Regions from separate parts of the Homo sapiens genome. Here all the other regions are linked to region 4. A link is a loop called in an ENCODE intact Hi-C map of the cell type or tissue named here. Cell type or tissue: PC-9. All regions are shown on one strand.

The links. A loop is a pair of places that touch in the nucleus more often than their neighbours do. Peaks named below come from ENCODE experiments on the same cell type or tissue, not always from the same donor. Only the 100,000 strongest peaks of a DNase experiment are listed, where the experiment ranks them.
Region 1: it touches region 4 in a loop (10-fold over the local background); 1 of 110 quality-filtered maps calls a loop at or near these places.
Region 2: a loop joins it to region 4, with 7 times the contacts of the local background. A loop is called at or near these places in 1 of 110 quality-filtered maps.
Region 3: a loop joins it to region 4, with 7 times the contacts of the local background. A loop is called at or near these places in 1 of 110 quality-filtered maps.

What each region holds. Positions count from the first base shown.
Region 1 is chr20:47,969,920-47,973,919 of GRCh38, reverse strand. No RefSeq gene overlaps it. Among named protein-coding and RNA genes, the nearest start is that of LINC01523, 11 kb to the left of the region's middle. RefSeq lists enhancers at 2,740-3,239, 3,240-3,741. In PC-9, CTCF peaks have their summits at 1,456 and 1,582; DNase peaks (open chromatin) are centred at 279, 1,379, 2,259, 3,259 and 1 weaker place; H3K4me3 peaks cover 3,186 bases; H3K27ac peaks cover 4,000 bases.
Region 2 is chr20:48,372,936-48,376,935 of GRCh38, reverse strand. No RefSeq gene overlaps it. Among named protein-coding and RNA genes, the nearest start is that of LINC00494, 15 kb to the right of the region's middle. In PC-9, CTCF peaks have their summits at 2,166 and 2,376; DNase peaks (open chromatin) are centred at 1,725, 2,575, 2,645, 3,675 and 1 weaker place; H3K4me3 peaks cover 2,107 bases; H3K27ac peaks cover 3,231 bases.
Region 3 is chr20:48,050,271-48,054,270 of GRCh38, reverse strand. All of the region lies in intron 1 of LOC105372639 (a long non-coding RNA gene), which reads right to left. Among named protein-coding and RNA genes, the nearest start is that of LINC01522, 62 kb to the right of the region's middle. In PC-9, no CTCF peak of the experiment used is centred here; DNase peaks (open chromatin) are centred at 1,640 and 2,270; H3K27ac peaks cover 2,341 bases.
Region 4 is chr20:48,137,616-48,141,615 of GRCh38, reverse strand. No RefSeq gene overlaps it. Among named protein-coding and RNA genes, the nearest start is that of LINC01522, 150 kb to the right of the region's middle. In PC-9, no CTCF peak of the experiment used is centred here; a DNase peak (open chromatin) is centred at 1,995; H3K27ac peaks cover 757 bases.

The DNA.
Region 1 (4,000 bases), 170 kb after region 4:
CCCTCCTCAGCACATGGCCCTCCTGACTGTTGGGGGAGCCAGCATGAAGCCCCCGTCGCCGACCGGCAGGCCCGAGCTCCTGGACTCAGCATTGACCGACACTGACTCTGTTCCCACAGCAGCCGCTTTGTTCGTCTCCTTTGTGGACACTTAGCTCAGCGCCTGTGCTGCTCGGCTGTGACCTGACCTTCGAGGGTCACCTCCTGAATTCACTCGCTGTGACCTGTGCTGCGGACCCCGTCAGGAAGCTCCTGGTCTCCCCCGGCCCCTCCCCCGCCTCATTTGCACAAAAGGCCTCATTGTTCTGCAGGGTCTGACTCAGACCTGCCCTGGTTTCAGTTTCCGCAAACACCCAGCACTGGCTTTGGGTCAGGGGTCACTCTGGAGTGAACGGGGCGCCCTGAGCAACCCCACATCGCTGTGTGATCCCGGCTCATCCACAGGAAGCCCCGGCCCAGGGACCCAAATGGGTCCCAGAAGTGGACCAGATGCAGCGCCGACGGTGATGTGGGGACGCCGGCATCTCCAACAGTGGGAAAGAGGAAACTTTCTACTTTTCATTAACCCCGTCCTCTTCTCCCCCAGGGTTACGGGGACACAGTGTCTTCACTGGCCATGTTGGAACGTTCTGGGGAGTGAAGGGAACGTCCCCAAGAGCATTGACTTGACCTTCGCTTTGGCTGAGATTTGAAATTCTCTTCTTATCAATCTCTATATCTGTACACGCAGGAGTCTGTTTTACATCCAGCCATCCCTGTGACCTCGGGCGAGTTCCTTACCTTGTGTTTTCTCATCTGTAAAGTGGGTATAATGACCACCGCACGGCCTCGCATGCTTGTCAGAACCAAATCAGACAATGCACGAAGACCCGTTGGCCCGGAAAGCTGCAGCTGGGCCCTGACGATGCCACGCTGTCCATCTGGGGAGGGGAAGTTCATTGCTAATTCGACTCAAAGGAGGAAAAATGCACGTCCCCCTGAGCTGAAAGAAGGAACGAAGCCAAGTCCATCAGGCCACCGGGTCTCCTTAGGCTGAGGAAATGGACAATGAGGGCGACATCGAAACTGCAGAGAGCAGCAAAGCCCTTCACTACTGCTGCCCGAACCCTGCAGCGGCTCCTACAGCCACCACGGGTCACTGGGCCAGGAGCAAGTTGGGGAACAGCCACATCACCATCCAGGGAAGCCCCCGGAATGGTGGATTTGCTAACAGCAGCCACACAGACACCTCACCTCACGCCAGGCTGCTGAGCTCAGCGGGGGGCACGATTGCCCAAGCAGGGGTGGGGCAGGGCAAGGCAGACCGAGTCACACGGTGGGAAAAGCCAAAAAAAAAACCTGCCTGATTTGGTAAAATGCCAGAAAACTGCGTGAACTGGGCATTTGAAAGTAAGTTTTTAAGGCGTAGCCATTTGTTGGGGTTTTTTTGCCCCGTACTCTCCTGTCTCCCTCCTCGCCACACAATAAACTGTGTCCAAGGCAGCCGCCCTCCCGCTGCCAGGACGTGCGAGGCAGGAAGGTCAGGAGCTCTGCTGTGAGGGCGCCACCCGGCTTCCGGTTTGTGCATGAAAACCCGGCTCAGCTTTTCCATTCCGTGAAGACTGGGCTTCTCCAGGCTGCTCGGTAAATAATCACGGATTCCACTGGGAATAGGAAACGTCCCCACAGCCCCATCTCCATTGTGCACCCAACCTCCAGGTGTTTTCAATCTCTCAAAGAGCCCCGACGCCTGAAATTTAACAACTAAAATCTTATTTTTCATTTCCTGAGATTCTCTTGGTGGAATCAGGCAGCCTGGCGGTGCGCAGCACCTAGGGTGGCTCATGATGAAAAATCCAGAGGGGACTTTGCCTTCCTGCATGTCCTTTTGTCACCAGAACCCAGGGACCAGCAGGACCCAAAGCTCCCTGCGGGATCAGCTGGGTCTGGGAATCACTGTCCTGGGCCCAGTTGGACTTTTCGGATGAGGCCGGTGTTTGGCACCTGGGCTGGGCAGGTGGGAAGGACAGAGGCACTGATGGAGAGAGGGAGGAGAAGGGGATTCATGGCGGTCCTGGGGGAACCCCACGGGTGCCTTTGGCCTCTCCCTGGTCTGTCTGCCCCTCAGGATGGTTAAACTGTCCCCTGAAAGTTCCCCATTGGGCAAGTCCAGCAAGCCTGAGCCAGGCCTGTGATCTCAGGGTGGGTGGAGCTCTAGAAGGCCTGGCCCTCGCTCCTGGAGTCCACATTCACCCTCAAGGCAGTGAACGGCGCCCCACTGCGCATCTACTCACTAACCAGGCATGGGATGGTTTCCATGGTTCCTGTGTCTTAGACCAGCTCGCTCACGGTGACATGAGATGCCCTGAGACCCCGCCATGGTGCAGAGTGACATTAATGCATTAAATTAGCAGCCTCTGCAACACAAACACATTTCCATGTGGAGCCTGTGACGTTCTTTGGTAAAAGGGATCATTACGTGTTTGCAAACATTCCATAAGCTGAGGAAGGGCCTCAGGTTCTGACAAGTGATGAATGGGAAAATTAGAGGCTTCAGGAAAATGCAAATATCATCCTTTGTAATTCTGTCCCTTGGCAGGAAATAAAAAAAGGTTTCCCCAAAGCACCGAGGCATTCCTTCTATTAAACGCCAGGAAGAATGGCTGTGACTCTTTCAGGCACTTGCACGGATCTTGATTTGTCTTCCACAGCCTCCCCAATGCCCTGGCAATGTGTGGGAGAGAAGCCTGTGATTTCAGCGGACTGTCCTCTAATTCAGCCTTTCTCACCTTTAATTCATGATCAACCCCTAAGGAACCTTCATAGAGGTTTTTTTCTTACTCACCCCCACCATGAATTTAATACTACAGAAATACCGCAAAATGGTTTATGCACTGTGCCTACATCTGTATTTTTACATAATGAGAGAAAAATCTTTTCACCTCCAGGAACCAGCTCTGGCCCTCTTGGGAGCAGTATTCCCCGCTGAGGAAGCATGTGCTCATTCCTTCTTTTGTTCATTCGTTCAAATGTGCAGAAAACTGTGTATCTGGTGTAAATTCTGGGCCCTGGAAGGAGGTGTGGGAGCTGCCTGGGGCCTGGGGGCAGAGCGATGCAGGAGAGGGGATAGCGAGGACAGAGTCCAGAGACACGAGGGGAGGGATGAGGCTGAGGAGCAGCCAGGAGCCCCGTGTGGCTGGGGCCAAGGGGTGTTAGAAGATGAGGCCAGAGGGGTGATGAGTCACAGTGGGGCAGAGAGAGAGATGGGTCATCTCAGGCCTTAGGCGACCCTGTGAAGACTTCAGCTTTTACTCTGAGGGAAGTGGGAGCCATTGGAGGGTTTGAGCAGAGACAGGATGTGGTCTGGTTTACTTTTTAATGGGATTCTGTGTCTGAGGACAGGTTGGGGGTGTGGGGCAACAGCTGGAGCAGCAAGACCAACAGGGAGGCCAGGTGGAGGTGATGGTGACCGGAGCCATGTGGTCAAAGTGGAGGAGGTGAGGGAGTCCAATACTGCAGATCCCTTGCAGGTAGAGCTGCCAGGACTTGCTGATGGATGAGAAGCGGAGTGTGGAAGGCAGGGAAGAGTGGAGGATGACTCCCAGGTGTTGGCCTGAGAGCTGGGAGGGTGGGGCTGCGATTTACAGAGATGAGGAAGACTGCGGGAGGACTGTGCTCTGACAAGGCCCTCTGCTGACTCTGAGAGACACAGGAGAGCGGGACAGAGAGGATGAGGGTGACTCTTAGTAGATTTATTACATTCTCCCAGCAGATCCAAGTACATAATTTTCACAGCCTGTGCAAAATGAAAATGTAGGCCACATGCTCAAAAGCAAGAACAAAATGTCATTATAGGTACTAAAATAAGAAAGCTTTTGCTTTCTTTCTGCAGTCTGTCTCTTGACCTGTCATGGTGTTTATTATTTGCTACTCAATGTTGCGTTCCCTCGGATATGACGATGTTTGTAGGGTAGCTCAGACCCCCCACAGTCAAGCCCTTTCAGGGGCAGAAGGTGAAAGCA
Region 2 (4,000 bases), 240 kb before region 4:
CCCAGAGCACTGGTGTCGCAGATGAAAGGGGCTGCAGCTTGGTGGAGGAAATGGTGAGATTCAGGGGCTGGCCAAGGATTAAGGCAGCGGTATTTGAGAAAGCTTGCGGCTACTCTGTAAAGCAATGGCTACTGCAGAGAGACTGACCAGGAGGTAGCCAGCACTCCAGTTTACACTTTTATATCCCAAATAACCCAAGTATCACAGCAGGGTGGTCATGAGTGTAGCCTCTGCCCAAGTTCAAACCCTGACTCTGACTCTTGGTAGTGTAATCTCTGAGGACTGTATTTAGCCTTTCTGTGTCTCAGTCTCCCATTAAGAGAATGCATAACTGCCTCATAGCCTCATTGGGAGGATAAGAAGTTAATACCAGTAAAAGAGGGGGTACCTGATGAGCCTTTGACAGCTCTGGGGTGATACCCTTCTTAGCAAACCGTGCCAGTGCTCTACCTCCAAAACAGATCAAGGATACGGCCACTTCCCACCTCCCTCACAGCTACCCTCTGGTCCAAGCCACCATCATCTCCTGCTTGGACCATTGCAGTAGACCCCGCTGGCCTCCTTCTCCAGCTCTGACCCCACAACCCCAACCTGTCCTCACACAGATCATCCATTAAAAAATAAACCAGACCATGTCCTGTCTCTGCTGAAACCCTCTAATGGCTCCCACTTCCCTCAGAGTAAAAGCTGAAGTCCTCACAGGGTCCCCTAAGGCCTGAGATGATCCATCTCCGCCCCCCACCCCCGGCCCCTGCCCTGTAGTCACCCATCACTCCTCTACCCTCAACTCCCCCTGGCCCCAGCCACACGGGGCTCCTGGCTGCTCCTCGGCCTCATCCCTCCCCTCCCCTCTCCGGACTCTGTCCTCTCTGTCCCCTCTCCCGAATCGCTCTGCCCCAAGGCCCCAGGCAGCTCCTGCACCTCCTCCCAAAATCAACAAAAGAAGGAATGGGAGCAGGCCTTCTTAGCGGAGAATACTGCTCCCATGGGGGCCAGAGCTGGCTCCCAGAGGTGAAAAGATTTTTGTCTTTATGTAAAAATGTAGATGTCCACACAGTGCATAAACCATTCTGCAGTAATTATGTAGTATTAAAATTCATAGGGGGGCAAGTAAGAAAAAATTGCCTATAAAGATTCCTTAGGGGGTGATTATGAAATAAAGCTTGAGAAACGCTGAATTAGAGGACAGTCTGCTGAAATCACAGGCTTCTCCCCTACACATTGCCAGGGCGTTGGGGAGACTGTGGAAGAGAAATCAAGATCCATGCAAGTGCCTAAAAGAATCACAGCCCTTCTTCCTGGCATTTAAAAGAGGAGAAGTAATGCCTCACTGCTTTGGGGAAACCTTTTTTTTTTTTTAAATTTCCTGCCAACGGACAGACTTACGAAGGATGATATTTGCATTTTCCTGAAGCGTCTAATTTTCCCATTTATCATTTGTCAGAGCCCGAGGCCCTTCCTCAGCGAGTGTAATGTTTGCAAACATGTAAGGATTCCTTTTACCAAAGAACGTCACAGGCTCCACATGCAAATGTGTTTGTGTTGCAGAGGCTGCTAATTTAATGCATTAATGTCACTCTGCACCATGGTGGGGTCTCAGCGTGTCCCATGTCACCATGAGCGAGCTGGTCTAAGACACAGGAACCATGGAAACCATCCCGTGCCTGGTTAGTGAGTAGATGCGCAGTGGGGTGCCGTTCACTGCCTTGAGGGTGAACGTGGACTCCAGGAGCGAGGGCCAGGCCTTCTAGAGCTCCACCCACCCTGAGATCACAGGCCTGGCTCAGGCTTGCTGGACTTGCCCAATGGGGAACTTTCAGGGGGGAATTTAACCAGCCTGAGGGGCAGGCAGAGGAGCCAGAGGCCAAAGGCACCCGTGGGGCTCCCAGGACGGCTGTGAATCCCCTTCCCCTCCCTCTCTCCATCAGCGCCTCTGTCCTTCCCACCTGCCCAGCCCAGGTGCTGGCCAAACACCGGCCTCATCCGAAAAGTCCAAATGGGCCCAGGACAGTGATTCCCAGACCCAGCTGATCCCGCAGGGAGCTTTGGGTCCTGCTGGTCCCCGGGTTCTGGTGACAAAAGGACATGCAGGAAGGCAAAGTCCCCTCTGGATTTTTCATCATGAGCCACCCTAGGTGCTGCGCACTGCCAGGCTGCCTGATTCCACCAAGAGAATCTCAGGAAATGAAAAATAAGGTTTTAGTTGTTAAATTTCAGGCGTCGGGGCTCTTTGAGAGACTGAAAACACCTGGAGGTTGGGTGCACAATGGAGAAGGGGCTGTGGGGATGTTTTCTCTTCCCAGTGGAATCCGTGATTATTTACCGAGCAGCCTGGAGAAGCCCAGTCTTCATGGAACGGAAAAGCTGAGCCGGGTTTTCATGCACAAACCGGAAGCCGGGTGGCGCCCTCACAGCAGAGCTCCTGACCTCCCTGCCTCGCACGTCCTGGCAACGGGAGGGCGGCTGCCTTGGAGACAGTTTATTGTGTGGCGAGGAGGGAGACAGGAGAGTACAAGGCAAAAAAACCCCCAACAAATGGCTACGCCTTAAAAACTAACTTTAAAATGCCCAGTTCTGGCATTTTACCAAATCAGGCAGGTTTTTTTTGGCTTTTCCCACCATGTGACTGGGTCTGCCTTGCCCTGCCCCACCCCTGCTTGGGCAATCGTGCCCCCCGCTGAGCTCAGCAGCCTGGCGTGAGGTGAGGTGTCTGTGTGGCTGCTGTTAGCAAATCCACCATTCCGGGGATCAGCGCCTGGGAGCGGCTTCCCTGAATGGTGATGTGGCTGTTCCCTAACTTGCTTCTGGCCCAGTGACCTGTGGTGGCTGTAGGAGCCGCTGCAGGGTTCGGGCAGCAGTAGTGAAGGGCTTTGCTGCTCTCTGCAGTTTCCATGTTGCCCTCCTTGTCCATTTCCTCAGCCTAAGGAGACCCGGTGGCCTGGTGGACTTGGCTTCGTTCCTTCTTTCAGCTCAGGGGGACATGCATTTTTCTCCTTTGAGTCGAATTAGCAATGAACTTCCCCTCCCCAGATGGACAGCGTGGCATCGTCAGGGCCCAGCTGCAGCTTTCCGGGCCAACGGGTCTTCGTGCATTGTCTGATTTTGTTCTGACAAGCACACGAGGCCGTGCGGTCATTATTCCCACTTTACAGATGAGGAAACACAAGGTAAGGAACTCGCCCGAGGTCACAGGGACGGCTGGATATAAAACAGACTCCTGCGTGTACAGATTTAAAGATCGGTAAGAAGAGAATTTCAAATCTCAGCCAAAGCGAAGGTCAAGTCACTGCTCTTGGGGACGTTCCCTTCACACCCCAGAACGTTCCAACATGGCCAGTGAAGACATTGTGTCCCCGTAACCCTGGGGGAGAAGAGGACGGGGCTTAATGAAAAGTAGAAAGTTTCCTCTTTCCCACTGTTGGAGATGCCGGCGTCCCCACATCACCGTCGGCGCTGCATCTGGTCCACTTCTGGGACCCATTTGGGTCCCTGGGCCGGGGCTTCCTGTGGATGAGCCGGGATCACACAGCGATGTGGGGTTGCTCAGGGCGCCCCGTTCACTCCAGAGTGACCCCTGACCCAAAGCCAGTGCTGGGTGTTTGCCGAAACTGAAACCAGGGCAGGTCTGAATCAGACCCTGCAGAACAATGAGGCCTTTTGTGCGAATGAGGCGGGGGAGGGACTGGAGGAGACCAGGAGCTTCCTGACGGGGTCCGCAGCACAGGTCACAGCGATTGAATTCAGGAGGTGACCCTCGAAGGTCAGGTCACAGCCGAGCAGCACAGGCGCTGAGCTAAGTGTCCACAAAGGAGACGAACAAAGCGGCCGCTGTGGGAACAGAGTCAGTGTCGGTCAAGGCTGAGTCCAGGAGCTCGGGTCCGCCGGGCGGCGACGGGGGCTTTGTGCTCGGTCCCCCTACAGTCAAGAGCGTCCTCAGCATTCCCTGGACATGGGTTCGTCGGTTCCCTCGTGTTTTTCTAAGAGGAAGTTTGGTGCCTCT
Region 3 (4,000 bases), 87 kb after region 4:
CAGAAGATCAAGTACCAAGAAGGAGGGAAAGATTTATGTGGCCCTAAGTCAACAAGAAAAACCACAGTGAGAATCGAAGTGTCAGCGTCTGCAAAGAAGATTCCCTCAGAGCTGTTCTTTCTGCTTCCAGATGAATGGAAGTGAGAAAAGTATATCTATTAAAATGCGTGTGGCTGTCAGCAACCAAAGACTTGATTAACAGACTTGAAGAATCATATAGATTGTCCCCTATAACAGAGGGGATGAAGAATGCAGCTCAACCATATCTGTCTCTCTGCTCTGCCTTCCTTAGCAGATTGACTTGTTCTTAAGCATGGCTCCTCATGCTCACAGAAAGGCTGCTTCGGTTCCAGCATGTTGTTCTCAACCAATTATTTTCAAAGGCAGGAAGGAGAGTTTCTTCTTGTGCCTCCGTTGCATTACGAAACAAAATTTTTCCTTGAACTCTTCCCACCTCAGAATATTGACTCTCTCGTTGCATTGGTCAGGTTTGGGTCCCATGGCTGCTTCTGGATGCAAAGGAGGCTGAGCAAGAAGCATTTGGTATATTTGGGCTCTAGAGGAAGAGAAGCAAGCACCATGCAAGACAGAGATAGGGGGCTGGGGCTGTAGCGGGCCACATTGGGGGTGACCCTTAGCTCCCGCCTCGTAAAGACAGCTAAAGCCTTCTGTCCAGTTTTATTTTGTTTTTTTCTCCTGGGGGCTACTTGGCCATTTGGACAGGATTGTGTGTCATACATTACCATCCCTGAACCCTTACACTAAATTCTAGAAATGACACCCACCATGAGTTATTGTGACAATGCAAAACTCTAGATGTTTTTAAATTAGCAGAACTGTCCCCCGTCTACATCAAAGATTCTTAAAATATGTGAATTTTGTTCAGGCCGGTGTGGTGGCTCACACCTGCAATCTTAGCACTTTGGGAAGCTGAGGTGGGAGGATTGCTTAACTCCAGGAGTTGGAGACCAGCCTGGGCAACATAGTGAGACTGTCTTTACAAGAAATCAAAAAATTAGCCAGACATGGTGGCGTGTACCTGTGGTCCCAGCTACTCAGGAGACTGAGGTGGGAGGATCACCTGAGCCCTGGAGGTTGAGGGTGCAGTGAGCTGTGATCGCTCCACTGCACTCCGGCCTGAGTGACAGAGAGAGAGCAGGAGAGAGAGAGAGAGAGAGGCTCCTGGATTGAGGGGAGGGTTTCAGGGGGTGTAATATATTTAATGTATCACATGGAGCACCCACCCCCAGTTTCAACCAGAGCAACTGGGTTTCTAGCCAGTTTTACAAATTGAGATTTTATAAAAGGTTCTCTTTGCAGAAAATATTAATATTTGGAAATAGTTGAAAATGACTATTTGAGTCTCAGCTGGAGTTGGGTGAATTCAAACTGTCTTTTTCAGGAGAACAATCAGTCAACATGGTTATTTTACCCAGCAAATATGTCAGACTAAATTTTTGATAGTTGATAGAATAAATTGTGGCTAGTTGACAGATTGCATTTTCTTCTGTTTCTTACTTTCAGGGGGCATCTGTTTTTCAGATTCAGCTTTTATTCTCACCAGAAATGGATCTTAGAAACCCTTTTGTGTGCTGGCCTTAGAGTCATGGAAAACGCTCCAGGCAAAGTAATCCTGGCTGGTGGCCAGATTGTTTCTTTTTGTTTGGGTGTTTAACAAATTTTTTCTTCTAATTCACGCATCTATGGTGTGTTAAGGAAAATGGGATAATTTAGGTTGTGTTTTTTTCTTCTTCTTCCTTTAGAATGGAAAAATAAAACTTGGCTAGAGTTGACTGTCTCCTAATCCCCAATAGGAACCTGACATTTTTATGTTGCTTTTTCACCCTCTCCAACCTGGCCTGAGGTGCAGGTGGGGAGCTGCTGGTAGAGTGTTACCATAATCCCACCCAGCATGACAGAGACCTGCCTGAGGGCTTCAGGGGAGACTGAAGAGTCCCAAACACATCTCTTGTCTAGGGTGATGAAAAGCTGATCTGGGCTTGGTACCAAATATTACTTATCAGATTCCAAGTGGCATTGTCTTCATGGAACCTGGTCCTGCCGGAGTGCTTGTTGAGGGTGGGCTCCATCCAGAGAGCAGGAGGGGCATCTGGGCACCGGGCAAGGTGGATTCAGGACCCCCGGTGCAGGTCCTAGCTGTGACCACTGTTTGGTTCTGGCAAAGACCAGGGCACTATGGAGATGGGGAAACAGAAAAGAAAATGATTCATCTGGCTGGGAGCCCAGAAAATGTATGCTAATGCCTTTGTAAGGCAAAAATAAGATTATAAAGAGACATTGCAGAAAACAAAAAAAGCCCAACCTCAATCCATTAACATGGAAACTAATAATGTGCTGAGATTCAAAGAGTCAGAGAGAGAACCATGACATGAGTCAAGTTGTTTTTGAAGTCAATTCTTGCCTGTCCACATCCCATTCTCCTTCTTGGTAGACATTGCTAGAACTCACAAATAACCCTAGCCTCCTACTTCTTCCAGGCCCACAGGACACATACCCTCCTCTAACCCCTTAAAGTCATGAATAGGCATGTGACCTCTCTCAGCCATTGAAATCTGAGAGAAAGCAACAGGTGCTATTTCCTTATGATTACAATTTTATCATTCAGGATACAGATCAGGACCAGCCAAATGAAGAGACTTACAGCACAAGGTCTCAGAGGGTCTACAACATGAAGCTTCTGTGCCCTCTCCATGGAACCAGGGCACTCACCTGCCTGGCACATCCAACCAGGAAGTTCCACTGAGCTGCTAACAGGTGCTAGTTCTAAGGAGAAGCATTTAAGAACTGCAGTGTGATTGGCTATGCTGTTTTTATGCTGTGGTAGTCTTGGGAGCATGCATTGAGACGGTACAGCCTCCAGCAGACTGGATCACGGAATGACTATGATGAAGGGAGCCCTCCACAAAGAACCCACATTGGATATAAAGTGTAAGTGGGTTTTAAAACATTTGTTGTGTTTGGCCCTAGAGATTTGGGTCTTATTTGTTACTGCAACCTAACCTTGTCCATCCTGATTGATATGCTCAACATCTTCCACCACAATATCCCATATCTGGACACATTAGAGGCTCATGACTTCTTCTAAACCTACATCCCAAAGATTATCAGTTCTCAACTTCCTCCAGGCAAAAGAAACAGAATTGTTAGATGAGATAGCTGTTGACTTCAGCACATCAGGAATTGCTGCTCCAATACTGAATCTGATGAAAAAGAAAGGAGAATTTAAAAGTGCAGACATTGGAGAAAAACGCTTTAATGGTTATGTCAAAGGAGATTCAACTCAGAAACAGAAATAAAGTTGATCCTTAAACAACACAGATTTTAACTGCATGGCTCCAATTATACACAGTTCTTCCACTTCTGCCACCCCTGAAACAGCTCCACCTCTTCCTCCTGTTCCTCAGCCTACTCAACATGAAGATGACAAGGATGGAGACCTTCATAATGATCCACCTCCACTTAATGAATAGTAAATATATTTTCTCTTTCTTATGATTTTCTTCATAACATTTTTTCTCCAGCTTACTTTATTGTAAGAATATAGTATATAATACATATAACATACAAAATATGTGTTAATCAATTGTACATGTCATCAGTCAAGCTTCTGGTCAGCAGGAGGCTATTAATAGTTTAGTCTGGGGGAAGTCAGAGTTCTACACAGATTGACTGTGTGGGGGTCATCCATGCCCCTAATGCCCACATTGTTCAAGGGTCAACTGTAGTCTGGTGACAGGTGGGAGTGAACCTGTGGGACTTGGGTGGTGATGCTATTTGGGATTACCTGAGCTCAATAATTATTGTCACCTCCATTGTGAGTATCTTAAATCTATTAAGAAGTGAGAGGAGAAAAGTATGTTGTAACAAGAGGCTGGACAACATGTTGCACCCACAGCTACCGAAATCAAAAGGCTCCAGCTGCTTTTATTCCTATAAAGGATGAGATGTGGGCTGGGTGTGGTGGCTCACACCTGTAATC
Region 4 (4,000 bases):
GTCTCGGGTCCAGGCAGAGTCATCCGGTCTTCAGAAATGCAAAAGTCTGAAAAGACGTCTCAAAAGGTCAATCTTAGATTCTACAATAGTCATGTTATCTGCAGGAGTAATTGGGGAAGTTATGAATCTTGTGACCTCTGGAACAAAGGTGGGTATCCTTTAACTATGCTTACATCTCAGCAGATTCAGGCCCCTCTCATAATCCTAACCTGATGATTTAGTTTTGAGAAAGGGCTATTATCATCCTGGTTTTAAGGTTAAACTACAAACTGAATTTCTCCCAAAGTTAGCTCGTCCCACACCCAGGAATGACCAAGGGCAGTTTGGAGGTTAAAGGCACAATGAGGTTGGTTAGGTCAGATCTCTTCACTGTCAAAATTTTCTCACTGTCTCAATTTTTGCAAAGGTGGTTTCAGTAGCATGCTTGTAAAAAGCCTTGCCATCTTTGAAGTCAAAGCAGGTGACCAAGGAGACGTAAGTGAGTGTTGCCAAGTGAAGGGGCCAGAGTCAGCTGCATGTGCACCAGCAGCCACCTATGCTCATGAGGAACATGCCCATAACGAGGCTGAGTAGAACAAGAGCAGGCACCCATCTTCCTCTTGGCAACATGGAGCCTACATACCACCTCTGGATGCTGACTGCAGATTTCCCTTTTGTAAGACAAGTGAAACTCTCATTGTCTTAGCCATTGTTTAGATTTCTTTCACTGGCAGCCAAACAACCATGAATTGGAACAATGACAAAGTCAAGTGCAAAACATGGCCTTTATTTTACTCACTAGATAAACCTGTCACTGCACATTGTTAAAAAAACAAAATTCCTCTTTGTCATATCATACGATCTGCTGTCCAGTAAAGAGCAGCCTCACAATGACCAGAGACCCTCAGGGGGTGCTGCAGAAGACCTCTCAGGCCCTCAGAATGCCCCTGACAAGGCCACACAGTTCAAAACTCACCTTCACAAAGCATCCCTTTGGATTAGGGAGATGCTCCCTGGATGCTCTTTTGTTTTGAGAAGCGTAAATTTGCATTATGAGACATTCATGCTCTGAAGGACATAACCAAGGAGATGTGGCCAACGGTAACAGGGTGGGGGTGGTGGGCAGGCACTTTCAGATTGGGGAGGAAAATTAGCCAGCCATGATGGGGTGCACCTGTAGTCCCAGCTACTCAGGAGGCTGAGGCATTAGAATTGCTTAAACCTGGGAGGCGTAGGTTACAGTGAGCCAAGATTGCACCACTGCTCTCCAGCCTGGGTGACAGAGTGAGATTTTGTCTCAAAACTTAAAAAAAACAGATTGGGGAGGAGTTTAGTGGTGAGGTGGTGGGGTGATGTCCCTCAGTGAGGGAAGACACCGAGATCAGTCTGAATGTTGAAAATTAACTGGAGTAAGGTGGGGGTGCAGGAAGGGACTGCACTCTAGGCAGAGAGAATAGCAGGTGCAAAGGCCCTGAGGCTTGGATGTGTTTAACACACACAAGCTGTGCATGGTGGAGCTCTGTGGCTGGGGAGGAGGTCTGGAGGTGGGCAATGGCCACGCCATGGCTGTCTGTGGCTGGGAATTTTTTTTTCTTCTAAGTACTCTGGGAAGACCCAGCAGGATTTTAAGCAGAGTCTACGGACACTCCAGAAAGTTCTCACCCACCCCTGGGGAACTCTGCCTTTCCTGCCCCCTTTAACTGAAGTGCCTTTCTCCATTCCCTCTTTCACCTGGCTTACAGGGCTTGACGCTGTTACTTCCAAGAAGTGTTGCCCAACCCATTCTCCATGTCACAGGGCCAGCGCCTCTCAGGGCTCTCAGAGCCCCCAGAGCGCCCTTCCACTTGGACACCTGCCCCATGATTGTCAGAGGCACTTGAACCAGAGCAACTCCATCTTGAATAGGGGCTGGGTAAAATAAGGCTGAGACCTACTGGGCTGCATTCCTAGGAGTGTATGCATTCTTAGTTACAGGATAAGATAGAAGGTTGGCACAAGACATAGGTCACAGAGATTGCACTGATAAAACAGGATGTGGTAAAGAAGCCAGCCCAAACCTGCCAAATCCAAGATGGGGATGGAAGTGACCTCTGGTTGTCCTCATTGCTCATTATACGCTAATTATAATGCATTAGCATGCTAAAAGACACTCCTACCAGCACCATGACAGCTTACAAATGCCATGGCAATGTCCAGAAGTTACCCTATATAGTCTAAAAAGGGGAGGAACCCTCAGTTCCAGGAAATCTCCACCCCTTTCCCAGAAAACTCATGAATAACCCACCGCCTTGTTTAACAGATGATCAAGAAATAACTATGAGTATACTCAGCCCAGCAGCCCATGTCACAGCTCTGCCTATGGAGTAGCCCTTCTTTTATTTCTTTACTTTCTTAATAAACTTGCTTTTGCTTTATTCTATGGACTGGCCCCAAATTCTTTCTTGCATGAGGTCCACGGACCCTCTCCTGGGGCATTGGGACCCCTTTCTGGTAACATTATGTTTCAGTGAGTAACTTCTTGGCCTCCCTTCTCAGAATGTGGGGTCCTTAAGCACAGGACAGGCTGTGTTTGCCTCTAGAGCCCCAGCGTTTGGCTTGGTGGGCTCAGCCCTGGATGCTCCTTAGCACCACTTGGGGGCCCCTGATCCCACATCCAGGCTGCACCCCACACTCTCTGCAGTGGGGCCCAGGCATCAGCATTTTTAAAGCTTCCCAGGAGATGACAAGGCGCTGTCAGGTTGCCCACTAGATGTGCTCCAAGTAAAGGAATGGATGCTGGTCTTCAGAGCGTCTACAATGTCCACACTGCTGCAGTGGGCGTGAATCCAACCCAAAAGCCCAGGCCGGTTAGAAACACCGCTCCTCAGTTTTTCTGTAACTCAACTGAATTTTCATTTTAGGTCCCCATTTGCCTCTGTGGTGGACACTCAGTCTCAGTCGGTATCGAACTCCCCTTTGTGCCAGGACTCCAGCTGGAAGTGGAGGGCATGTGCCCATGGGGATTGCTTAGCGAGTGGTAAGGGGCTCAGCAGGAGGGAGAGTGCAAGCGCCTGGGACCAGGAATTGGAGAGGTAGGGGCTGTTGCTCGCTTGGGTCCAAAGGATCCCCGGAAGGGGTAGGTGATATAGGCTGGGAGAGGAGAGTCAAGTGGAGAACGTGGCCTGGGAGGCAGCTGGGGTCTCTAGTCAAGGGACATAGCCAGGCCATGTTTACCCCACAGGCACAGTCTGTGATGTCAACTCCCTGCCCTCCCGCAGCCGCCTGCAAAGCCCCCAGCAGCCACACCCAGAAGCCAGAGGCCACAAGGGCCATGCTGTGGTACATATGTATCAGCCTCCCAGGACAGAGAGCGGGAGGGAGGAAGGGTGGGTGGACCTGGTGGGACAAGGTGAAAATGCCCAGCAACCCCCTCCCCCAGATCACACTCACCATCTCAGGCAGGGTTGAGTAATGCCAGGTGAAAGCACTGGGGGTGGGGACTAGTACACAGTTTCACCTGTACACCCTGAAATACACGGAGATGTCTGCAGGGACAATGTTCAAATATCCACACAGCACAGTCATGACCAGCCAGAACACTGGTCAGGAACTGAGGCTCACGGTGCTCCAATGCTGGTGGATGCTGAATCCCCTAGTTCTGGTCTGCACTGGGGCATCGCCCTCCCTCCACACCCAGCTAGGTACTTGAAGATCATCCTGCCGCCTCTGCAAACACTAGGAAATGGCAGACCTTATCTGCAATATGTCTTAAATGTGATTTTGAAATTTCATGTCTAAAAATCTGCTCTCATGAATAAATGATCAACTTCTACATGATCACACCTTGGAGGAAAGTTCGTAAGTAAGAATGTGCCCAGTGTCCTGGAAGCAGAAAGAAGCAAGGAGAGGCAGAGGACTGAATTTCCACCTCTGTAGACCTGAATTATGAGCCCTAGCTCGGAACTGGGTGCTGCAGCCCTTGAACAGTCCAGGCAGATGCTGGGAACACCCCAGTGACTGCTGCGCCAGGAGCTGAGTCCAG